Linked DNA regions of Homo sapiens: region 2 is linked to region 1. Evidence: chromatin loops called from intact Hi-C (ENCODE). Cell type or tissue: A673. All regions are shown on one strand. Each heading gives the region's core, and the rest is flanking DNA. Links, peaks and the distances in the headings are about the cores only.

What was found. Peaks named below come from ENCODE experiments on the same cell type or tissue, not always from the same donor. Only the 100,000 strongest peaks of a DNase experiment are listed, where the experiment ranks them.
Region 2: it touches region 1 in a loop (4-fold over the local background); 1 of 110 quality-filtered maps calls a loop at or near these places.

What each region holds. Positions count from the first base shown.
Region 1 is chr13:79,532,527-79,538,994 of GRCh38, forward strand. NDFIP2 (Nedd4 family interacting protein 2) reads left to right here. Exons shown (of 8, transcript NM_019080.3): 3 at 797-930. Among named protein-coding and RNA genes, the nearest start is that of LINC01068, 31 kb to the right of the region's middle. In A673, for the core only: no CTCF peak of the experiment used is centred there; no DNase peak of the experiment used is centred there.
Region 2 is chr13:78,599,050-78,603,227 of GRCh38, forward strand. It overlaps POU4F1 (POU class 4 homeobox 1), which reads right to left. Exons shown (of 2, transcript NM_006237.4): 1 at 4,155-4,178; 2 at 1-3,502. The coding sequence ends at 2,366. All of the region lies in intron 3 of OBI1-AS1 (OBI1 antisense RNA 1), which reads left to right. It overlaps LOC780529 (a long non-coding RNA gene), which reads left to right. Exons shown (of 1, transcript NR_158457.1): 1 at 1-570. Among named protein-coding and RNA genes, the nearest start is that of POU4F1, 2.4 kb to the right of the region's middle. In A673, for the core only: a CTCF peak has its summit at 2,687 (motif pointing right); a DNase peak (open chromatin) is centred at 3,892; H3K4me3 peaks cover 599 bases; H3K27ac peaks cover 558 bases; H3K27me3 peaks cover 1,993 bases.

The DNA of each region.
Region 1 (6,468 bases), core at 1,527-4,026:
AAGCAGTCTGTATTTTCTATTGTAATGTATTTCTGGAGATTATATTTCAAAAATTGGGGTGAGAAATACTTATAAAAGGAAATCTAAAGAACTAGCTGGATAAAGGAAAAATGGGAAGAGAAAGGGACAAGAGTGGAAAAGTAAAACTTCAATCTTTTAGCAAAGGGAAATACTGAATTTGCTTAAGAGATTAGAGCCGTTGCTGAAATCAAGATGTGTAAAAAAATTACCCCTTGTATGTTATCGGAGCAAAGTATTTGGGGTCAGGAGCTTCCTGTGTCTGCCACTTAAATGTTTAATATTGTGCAAGTAACTTAACTTTCCTGAACCTCAGAGATGCTAAGATCAATGTATACAGAAGTGGTATATGAAATGGTTAGTATTATGTAAATGTTTGTTATTATTACTTTTTCTTTTTGCTTTTTTGGCTGTGAGATAGTGGGCAAGTAAACTAAGTTCTTTGTGCATACTAATAAGCACATAGAGAATACTCATATATTATGAGATTCTTACTTCTCTTGTCTGGCACTCTTTTTCAGAATTTCATTCTAGAGGTTCTTGTTTAGTGTATTAGCCTTTAAACGGTATTTATCCATTCTTTCTCTTTATAATAAATTTGGACTAAAGTAAGATATATGATTGTAATAGTAATTTATATATTTTATAGCTTATAACATAGGCCTATAATAGCAATAGTAGTCCTGTATTGGTGGCCAGTTGTAAATTATTAAGTCATGGCTATGGCTACAAAATTAAATAGATTTTATTGGTTATTCTTTTTGAATTCTTTCTTCAGATACAGAAGTTTACGGTGAGTTTTATCCCGTGCCACCTCCCTATAGCGTTGCTACCTCTCTTCCTACATACGATGAAGCTGAGAAGGCTAAAGCTGCTGCAATGGCAGCTGCAGCAGCAGAAACATCTCAAAGAGTAAGAAAATTTCATCATTTCTTTTGATAAAATTATTTTCGTTAATTGATATATACATTTAGTAATACTAAAAACAGTTCTTTGTGTGTAAGTGTGTATGTAGATTTTTTTTGAGCATTATGGGTTTAAACTGCACAGGTCTACTTGTATGCAGATTGTTTTAAATAAATATATTGGAAAAATATTTTGGAGATCTGCAGCAATTTGAAAAAACTTGGGACAAATTGCATAGCCTAGAAATATCAAAAAAATTAAGAAAAGGCCTGTAATGAATGTATAAAATACATGTAAATAGTAGTTTATGTATTATCGACTGTTTATGTTATCAGTAAGGCTTCTAGTTAACAATAGGCTGTGAGTCGTTAAGTTTTGGGGAAGTCAGAGTTATACTCAAATTTTCTACCGCATGCAGGTGGGTCGGTGTCCCTAACCCGTGTATTGTTGAAGGGTTACTGTATTTGTTCTACTGTTGCTTATGTGTGTGGTCACTTTTTGTTGAAATTGGCATTCTCCTAGTTAAATTCACCTTCTTTATCCCTTGACTTCCTCTTTTCTATTGCTCTTCCCCGCTTATCCCTTCCTAAATTTTGATTTCAGGCCCCTCATGTGTTAGCCTTCACTTCGCATCCTAACTCACTCACTCTGGTTACCACCACTTGGAAAGTTCTTCTCTTTGCCTGGACCTCAAGTCCACTGACCTCTTTGCTGTCCATGTACTTATTTATCTTCTTACATAGTTTGAATTCCATGGCCTATCATTTTAATTGTGAATCATCTTTTTTTCTATTTATGTTTCTATATTAGCATAGCCAGTTTAGTGACTGTGAAAGAACTCAAGGTAGCCAAAAAACACAGAGAAATGTTACAAGGCCTTCAAATTATTTTTGTCAGCTGTTTTTTTTTTTTTTTTTTTTTTTGATAACATTCTACTCTAGAATTTTGGAATGATGATCAAGCATTCTGTCTTCCTCATCTACATGTTTTAGTAATGGAGTTAATGAGATACATGTGTATTACTCTTTGCTCTGGTAAATGGAGTGGCTGTCTCAGTAATGGAGAGTCAGTGAGATACATACACATCTACTATTCTGCAGCCAGGTAAGAGGCAGAAATTATTTACATTTTAGTGTGGCTGCAAGGAGGGCTAGAATTTTTTGCCTTTTTTTTCTTGCTTCAGACTTGAGAGATGCCGTTTCAGATCCCTGGATTCACCCCATTTTGTTCGGGAAAAAGACAAAAAAATCAATTCACCCAGGAAAGCTAGAATTAGGTGAGGAGTCAAGGGAGAGAGATGTGCTTCCATGTATGGCATTCTCCTCTAGCTGCTATGAGGTCAGAGCCCAGCAAGCAGATCCTCTGAGAGAAGAGCATGTGCCCTGAATGTGTTTCTTTGATCAGCAATAACCCTATTTATGCCTGCTCCTACTACCCTCTTCCAGCACACACAGGGTTAAACGTCAACATAAATAGCTTTGGACACAGTTATGAAGGTAGATAAAGACAGTAAACTCCGAATTTATTTTTTATGCCTTTTCCTTCACAGAGGAGGAAAGTAAGTCTCTTAACACAGTGGCATAATATAGCTGAGTCAATAAGAATTTTTGTTGCTTTGAGGGGAACATCACAGAGGAGGAGGATAGATCTAAATAGGGTATTTTTGTCTAAATAAGTTCTCGGTTACTTAGAACACATATATTTGTAAATGAACATGCACATCTCTCAGTGAAGTAGATTGATTCCTCTCTAGCTATGAAAGTCCCAATAACTCCTTTTCTCAGGGGGTGTTTGCCCAGAGACCTTAAGAAGTATTATGGACCGTAGATCATTTACTGCCCTAACTTCCATACAATAGGATAGAATTCTAAAGACAAGGTAGGAAGCATTAAGTCTTGGTAAGTGTGCTTTGAGAAAAGTTGATTTTACCCCTTTTGAAGAGAAAAGTCTGAAGTATTACTGTTCCATTCCCTCATTGTCATCATTTCCAGCACCCTGTTTTAGAAAGTAAATGTAATCCTCAGCCAGAATTGGAACATGTCCATAAAGAAAAGCTCCCTGTTTTTACCTGCTTCTGATATCATTGTAACCCCAGCTTGTGAGCATTGTGGAAAATTTCATAGACAGCAAAGTATTAATAGAATTGTGTACAAGAGACTAACTTAGGTCTTGTAAAAAATCTTATAAATTTACCAGTGCTTCCTAACCCGGTGCTTCAGCACCCTCTTTGTGCAGAGTATGAATGTTTGCATATGAGTCTCCATTACCTGATTGAGATGAAAAATTGGTCAATGCTTGAAAATTGCTAGGAGAGTAGATTTTAAGCGTTCTTGCACAAAAAAAATATTTGAGGTACTGTACATGGTAATTAGCTCAATTTAGCCACTCCACAATGTATACACATTTTAAAACATCATGTAATACATCATAAATATATACAGTTTTTGTCAATTACAAACAAAATTTAAAAATTGAAAAAAAGTCTCATCAAATTAGCATTTGAGTACATTCAGTTGTAAATGAGTCTCAGCTGGGTGAGTTGAAAGCTTGTTTCCTAAATCAACTCTCACTGGGAGAATATAGATAGTCAAGAGACTTTAAAACTACTGTTTTTACTATTTCCTATTTCTGATGTGTAGAATTGCACGTATGTTATGGAATGGTTAAGTAGATTTCTGAAAATGACAACTCATTGTTAATATTTCTATGAAAAATGCTAATTCCAAACTATTAATTTTATAAGATGTTTAGAACATGGCTTGTTCTTCAGGTAGACTCATTTCATCTTATAATGGGTAGGGCTCTTTTTTTGTAACTTGTTTTAAATTGTTGCAGTAACTTGTCTTTTGACTAGATAAATCATGAGCAACACCAGGACAGAGATCTTGCATTTACATTCCCAGTACCTAGTTATTTATCAGGCACATTTTTGTTGTTTAGTCAATGACAGTTGATTAAGTTAATGAATGCTTTCTTTGTGTTAGCCAATGTGGGAAAATAGAAAGAGGAAAACACCACAGGTGTTCTGTTACAGCTCTCTATTTTAAAATATTTTGATGTCTTTACCAATTTCAGGATTCACAAATTAATGTTTAATGTAGTTGAAATTATTGCCTAGATACCATTTTATTTTTTAAACATCTTATATAAATATTTCCCTGTTACTTAATAGTTAAATTCCCTGTAATCAATATGCTATTGAAACTTAGTGGCCATTCCTCTAGAGTGAACAATTATTTTCAAATGTTTGTGTTTCGATTTTTTCTATTAATATTATAAAAGACATCTTTGGGCATATTGCAGTGACTCACTCCTGTAATCTCAGCACTTTGGGAGGCTGAGGCAAGCAGGTTGCTTGAGCTCAGGAGTTTGAGACCAGCCTGGGCAACACAGCGAGACCTTATTTCCACTAAAAAGAAAAAAAAAAATCAGCTAGGTGTGGTGGCATGCACCTGTAGTTCCAGCAACTTGGAAGGCTGAAGTGGGAAGATCACTTGAGCCCAGGAGATTGAGGCTGTAGTGATCCCGGATGAAGACTGCAGTGAGCCATGATTGTGCCACTGCACTCCAGCCTGGGTGAGAGTGAGATCTTGTCTTAATTTTTTTTTTTTTCCTAAATGATGACTTTTGATAAAATTTCTGTATTGATTTTTTGGTGGTGGTTGTTTTGTTTTTGAGGCGCAGTCTCACTCTGTCTCCTAGGCTGGAATGCAGTAGTGCAATCTCAGTTCAGTGCAACCTCCGCCTCCCCAGTTCAAATGATTCTCCTGCCTTAGCCTCTTGAGTAGCTGGGACTACAGGAGCACGCCACCACATCTGGTTAATTTGTTTTTGTATTTTTAGTAGAGATGGGTTTCGCCATGTTGGTCAGGCTAGTCTTGAACTCCTGACTTCAAGTGATCCACCCACCTCGGCCTCCCAAAGTGCTGGGATTACAGGCATGAGCCACTGTACCTGGCCTGGACTGATGTTTTAAAATACACAGTATGAAATATATTTTTGCCATCACACTGACAATTTTTTGTTCTTACTGTGCTTTAATGTTTATTTCTTGAATTAATTTGAAATTATTTAAAATTTTATAAATATGCACTTAGTCATGGCCAGTCATTAAATTTAGTATATTGAGTTTACCTATGATATATGATTGCACAATTTAAGGGATCTTTGTGCCCGAATAATAAGCAATATAAAATGGTTTTGAAAGTTTTTTTATTTCAGGATAGCAGTATGCTTAGTGAGACTACCATGATTGTGTGGAAACAACATCAGTGTCCTGGATTCAAGTTCCACTTTGACCCTCCTAATTATGTGATATTGAGCAGAGCCCTAGCTTCTCAGACTTGGCCTCACAAAATTGAGTTATTCACACTCAACTGAGATGATGTGTACCGTATTAGTCCATTTTCACACTGCTATAAAGAAATACCCAAGACTGGGGAATTTATAAAGAAAAGAGGTTTAATTGACTTACAGTTCTGCAGACTGTATAGGAAGCATAGCAGCTTCTGGGGAGGCCCCAGGAAACTTACGATTGTGGCGGAAGGTGAGGGGGAAGCAGGCCCATTTTACATGGCTGGAGCAGGAGGAAGAGAGAGAGTGAAGGGGTGATGCCACACACTTTTAAACAACCAGATCTCAGAAAAAACAATAATGCACTCACTCACTCTCATGAGAACAGCGCCCAGGAAAATGATGTGAAACCATTAGAAACCACCCCCATGATCCGATCACCTCCTACCAGGCCCAATCTCCAACAGTTGAGGATTACAGTTGAATATGAGATTTGGATGGGGACACAGATCGAACCATATAATTCTGTCCCTGGCCTCTCCCAGATCTCATGTCCTTCTCACATTTCAAAATACAACCATGCCTTCCCAAGAGTCCCCCAGAATCTTATTCCAGCATTAACTCAAAGAGTCAACAATCCAAAGCCTCATCTGAGACAAGGCAAGTCCCTTCCACCCACGGGCCTGTAAAATCAAAAACAAGCTAATTACTTCTAAGATAAAATGGCACTATAGGCATTGGGTAAATATGCTGGTTCCAAAAGGGAGAAATTGGCCAACAAAAGGGGATACAAGCCCCATGGAAGACCGAAACCAAGCCTGACAGTCATTAAATCCTAAAGTTCCAAGATAATATTTTTTTGAGACGGTCTCACTGTCGCCCAGACTGGAGTGCAGCGGTGTGATCTCGGCTCACTGCAGCTGCTACCTCCCGAGTTCAAGCGATTCTCATGCCTCAGCCTCCTGAGTAGCTGGGATTACAGGCATGTGCCACCATACCTGGCTAATTTTTGTATTTTTAGTAGAGGCAGGGTTTCACCATGCTGGCCAGGCAGGTCTTGAACTCCTGGCCTGAAGTGATCCACCTGTCTTGGCCTTCCAAAGTGTGAGATTATAGGCGTGAGCCACAGCGCCTGGCCAGAATAATCTTTGACTCCACGTCTCACATCCAGGGCTTACTGGTACAAGGGGTGGGCTTCCCAGGCCTTGGGTAGCTCTGCCCCTGAGGCTTTGCAGTGTACAGCTCTGTGGC
Region 2 (4,178 bases), core at 1,428-3,927, 930 kb before region 1:
CCCCTTCAACACCCTACCCTCCCCCCATTTCTTTGTGTTTTCTTTTTGTTTGGTTGTTTGTTGAAAGGTTCTACCAGGACCTGGCCCAGTATAAACACAAAAACGCACCCAAATCATAAAACTGCTCTTCTTTCAGTTATGTTTTATTTGTAAGTGTACTGGGACACATCCCCCTGTTGTATTTTGGCGCATAGAATTGGTTCTGATAGAAGTAAGGGAGGAGAAAGGTAAAAGAGAAAAAACATAACCAAGGAGAAAGCTCAGCAGACATACATGGACAGGTAGATCAATCCGTGAGACATTTCAGGATGAACACTGGCAGTCTGTTACCACTGTGTGAATGTGTGCATTAAATAAAATATTTACAATAATCTTTTTTCCTTTTTCTTTGAATACAAGAATATGACAAAAATGTTTTCAGTGGAAACAGGCAGTAGACTGTGAAATCGCACTAGCCACAAAACGGTCTACCAGAAAGCTAGCCCAGTTTAGTGCTCAGTTTCAAATGCATAGAATGTTTGCCCTGCAAACAATGATATACAACATAATTAAATAAATAATGCCTAACCAGAGTGAGACCTAATTGTGTTTCTTTCCACACCTTTCAGATCATGCATGATTTCAGTCTTGTTAATCGGCAGGTTTTTTTTCTTTTCTCATTTGTTCTGTTTTCAATGTTTTAGTTATGATTAAAGGATGGTAACAAACCATCTCTACGAGAGATCCAAAGAGTATCTTGTACACAAAGCAGGCATTTTACCTAACCACCTTCAACTATCTTAATTTTTTAAAATCCACCAGCAGCTTGTAAGGTACCTGATTATTACTATGAAATACTATACATGATTTTCTATTTGGGAGACTGGTAGTGCAAATTAAAGTTCTTGCTACCCAACATTTATCCCCTGTAATAAATGACTCTTGAATAATAAGAACAAGTAAAAGGAAACACAGTTGTTCTGTTTTCGCCCAACATGCAGACCTCTTTGAAACAAATGGGGGTGGGGGCACTTTAAATCTGTCTTCCTCTTTTCTGGGATTTAGGTGATTTTCTCACAGCCAAGTCCTACCGCAAAAGAAAGCAGGAACTTCTCAACATTTCTATAATTTCATGTCCTCCAAGAGAGGAAGAAACGGGACCTAGAAGAGCAAGATGAGTCTCGTTCAGTGGAGAAAACAGGAGAGAGTATCTCTCCTAATAACTTTCACCCCATTAGTCTATTTGAATCAACAGGAAAAATCAGTAGTTTAAACCTCTCTCTAAAAAAAAGATAAAACTGAAAGGGCAAGTTAAAGTTCTATGAGTGGGAAAAGCTTATTTTGAAATTGTCTAAAACTAGATCTTCGACATAAGAGGAAAAAAAACTGTTGTTAAAATTGTTTCATTTTCCTAGAATAAGATATCTCGAAGCTCCGGAATTCTGCTTTTTAGTAGCTCAAAGACTATGCCCTTCTCTCCAAAGACCCCCACCCCAACAGGACCAGGCCACCAGAGTATAGGCAGGGCCACGGGAAAACTTGGATTCCACCTAAGCAAGCAGCCAGCCTCCCCCTGACCCTCTCTTTTCAGCTGTGCTCCCACTCACTTCCCGGGATTGGAGAGCAGCCATAGGCCTCTCATTGGAACGGAGGAAATAAAGAGGATATGGATGGGGTGGAGGTGAGAGAGGGAAAAATTAAACACGCAGACAGAACAACTAGCTTTGATACCCAGAACTTCAACTTCTCGCTCGTTTGGTTTTCGTTTTTCGACTCAGTTCGTGCGTGTAGGGTTGGGGAGGTGGTAATAATGGTGGTGCTCTTTTTTCTCTTCTATGGGGGAAAATGAAGTTGCAGATTATGGCTCCCCGGAGTTAAAATTTCTAAAGCATTTTCCTTTGCTTTTGTTCTGTTTTGTTTTAGTTTGTCTTTATTTGTCTAGTTTTTGGTGGTTGGTAGGTTTGTTTTTGTACATAGTTCCTTGGTCCCCAGGATATTTAGGTAAGTGTCTCTGGTCAGAAACAGTCCATTTTCCTACCCTTCCCGCGTCTCCCCCCACCCAAACCCCAGAACCATCCTGCTCCTTAAAACCCCTGCTCGGGTCTCCGCTTTCCTTCCCCCCACTCCCCACTCCCCCGAATGCTCCCCCCCTTCTCCCCTACCCTATACTCCAATCCCCACACCCAGCACCCCAGTCCTCAAGGCTAGGGGACAGCAAAGGCAGGAAAATCAGAGAATGGGTGGAGGAAAGAGAGCGAGAAGGGACTCCCCAAATGCAGGCAGGATAACGGACACTCCAAATCCGAGGGGAGGCAAGCAGAGGAAAGCCCCCCAAAAATGCCTCCTCAGCTCCCCATTCTGTCCCGCCCGACACCTCCCAGCCCCCTCAGTAAGTGGCAGAGAATTTCATCCGCTTCTGCTTCTGTCTCTGGTTGCAAAACCACACCCGCACCACGTTCTTTTTGAGGTCCAGTTTCTCGGCGATGGCGGCGATCTTCTCGGACGAGGGCCGGGGCTGCACGGCGAAGTAGGCCTCGAGGGAGCGCTTCTCGGGCGCGGCGATGGAAGTCCGCTTGCGCTTCTTCTCGCCGCCGTTGAAGAGCTCAGGCTTGTTCATTTTCTCGCGCTGGGCGCCCTCGGCCTCCTCGAGCCACGCCTGCAGGATGGGCTTGAGCGCGATCATGTTGTTGTGCGAGAGCGTGAGCGACTCGAACCTGCAGATGGTGCTCTGGCTGAGTGAGCCCACGCCCGGGATCTTGAGGTTGGCCAGCGCCGAGCCCACGTCGGCCTGCGTCACGCCCAGCTTGATGCGCCGCTGCTTGAAGCGCTCCGCGAACGCCTCGAGCTCGCGCGGGTCCGTGTCCGAGTCGCAGATGGACGCCAGGCCCGCTGCGCCCACCACGGCCGCCGCCGCCGATGCCGCTGCCACCTGCCCGGCCGCCGCCGCCGCCGCTGCCGCTGCCGCGCCGTGGTGCGCCGCCGCCGCCACCAGCCCGGGGTGCGGCAGCCCGGACGGCATGTTCATGGCGGCCGCCGCCGCGGGGTGCGACAGGTGGCCCAGGCTGTGCATATGCGGGTGAGGGTGCGCGGAGCCGCCCAGGAGCCCGCCGCCCGGGCCGCCGCCGCCGCCCCCCGGGCCGCCACCGCCGCCTCCCCCGGGGCCGCCGCCCGGGCCGCCGCCGCCGCCCGGGCCGCCACCGCCCCCCGGGCCGTCGTGGGCGCCGCCGCCGCCGGCCGCCGCGCCCGCGCCGCCCGCGCCGGCCATGAGCGCGAGCGACGGCGAGGAGATGTGGTCCAGCAGATCGCCGGGTTCGAGCGCCTGGTGGTGGTGGTGGTGGTGGTGGTGGTGCGCCAGAGGCACCGTGGAAGTGGACGTGCACGGCACGCTGTTCATCGTGTGGTACGTGGCGTCCGGCTTGAAAGGATGGCTCTTGCCCTGGGACACGGCGATGTCCACGGCCGCCAGCGCCTCGGCCCGCGCCAGCAGCGTCTCGTCCAGGCTGGCGAAGAGGTTGCTCTGCAGCTGCAGGCGACACAAACCAAACCAAAAAAACCACAAAACCAAAAGAGCAAAACAAAACAACAGAAGAAACACACACACAGGCCGGAAAGCACAGCATGCGAAGGGCAAACACAAAGCAACCAAAATAACAACGGGTTTGGGGGCAGTGGAGAGCGGGAAAGACGGAGAGGGGGCACATTGACGACCAGGGAGGGGGCAGACGAGAAGGGATGGGAGCGTGGAGAGGGGGACAGAAGTAGGGAGAAAGGGGGACACAAGAACACATTCCGGAAACGGGCGTGGGAGACGAAAAAGAGGGAAAAGAAGAAATGGAAATGTAACTCGCAGCTGGGGACCCGTGTCACACACCCGAGCACGCACAGAGACTGCCTTTCTGAGGCGTGAAATTAACAGAGAAAGTAGAGGGAAGTCGAGAGTCCTGGCCCCAGCGCTCCCTACTCCGATCGCAGGCGCCTGACGCGGAGGCAGAGGCAGACAGGAACACGACATTAAGGGCCGCCGGACAAAACGTGCCTCGCTGCGGGACTGCTCTACACCCCCTGCCCGCAGTTCCCCGCACCGGGACCTGCACACACCAGCCCCCGACATGCAGCGTTTCGGAGACGGGGAGGGGCGGGCGCGCGGGCCGGGGCCGCGGGCGTGGGGCGCTTACCGGCGGCGTGGGCAGGCAGGCCCG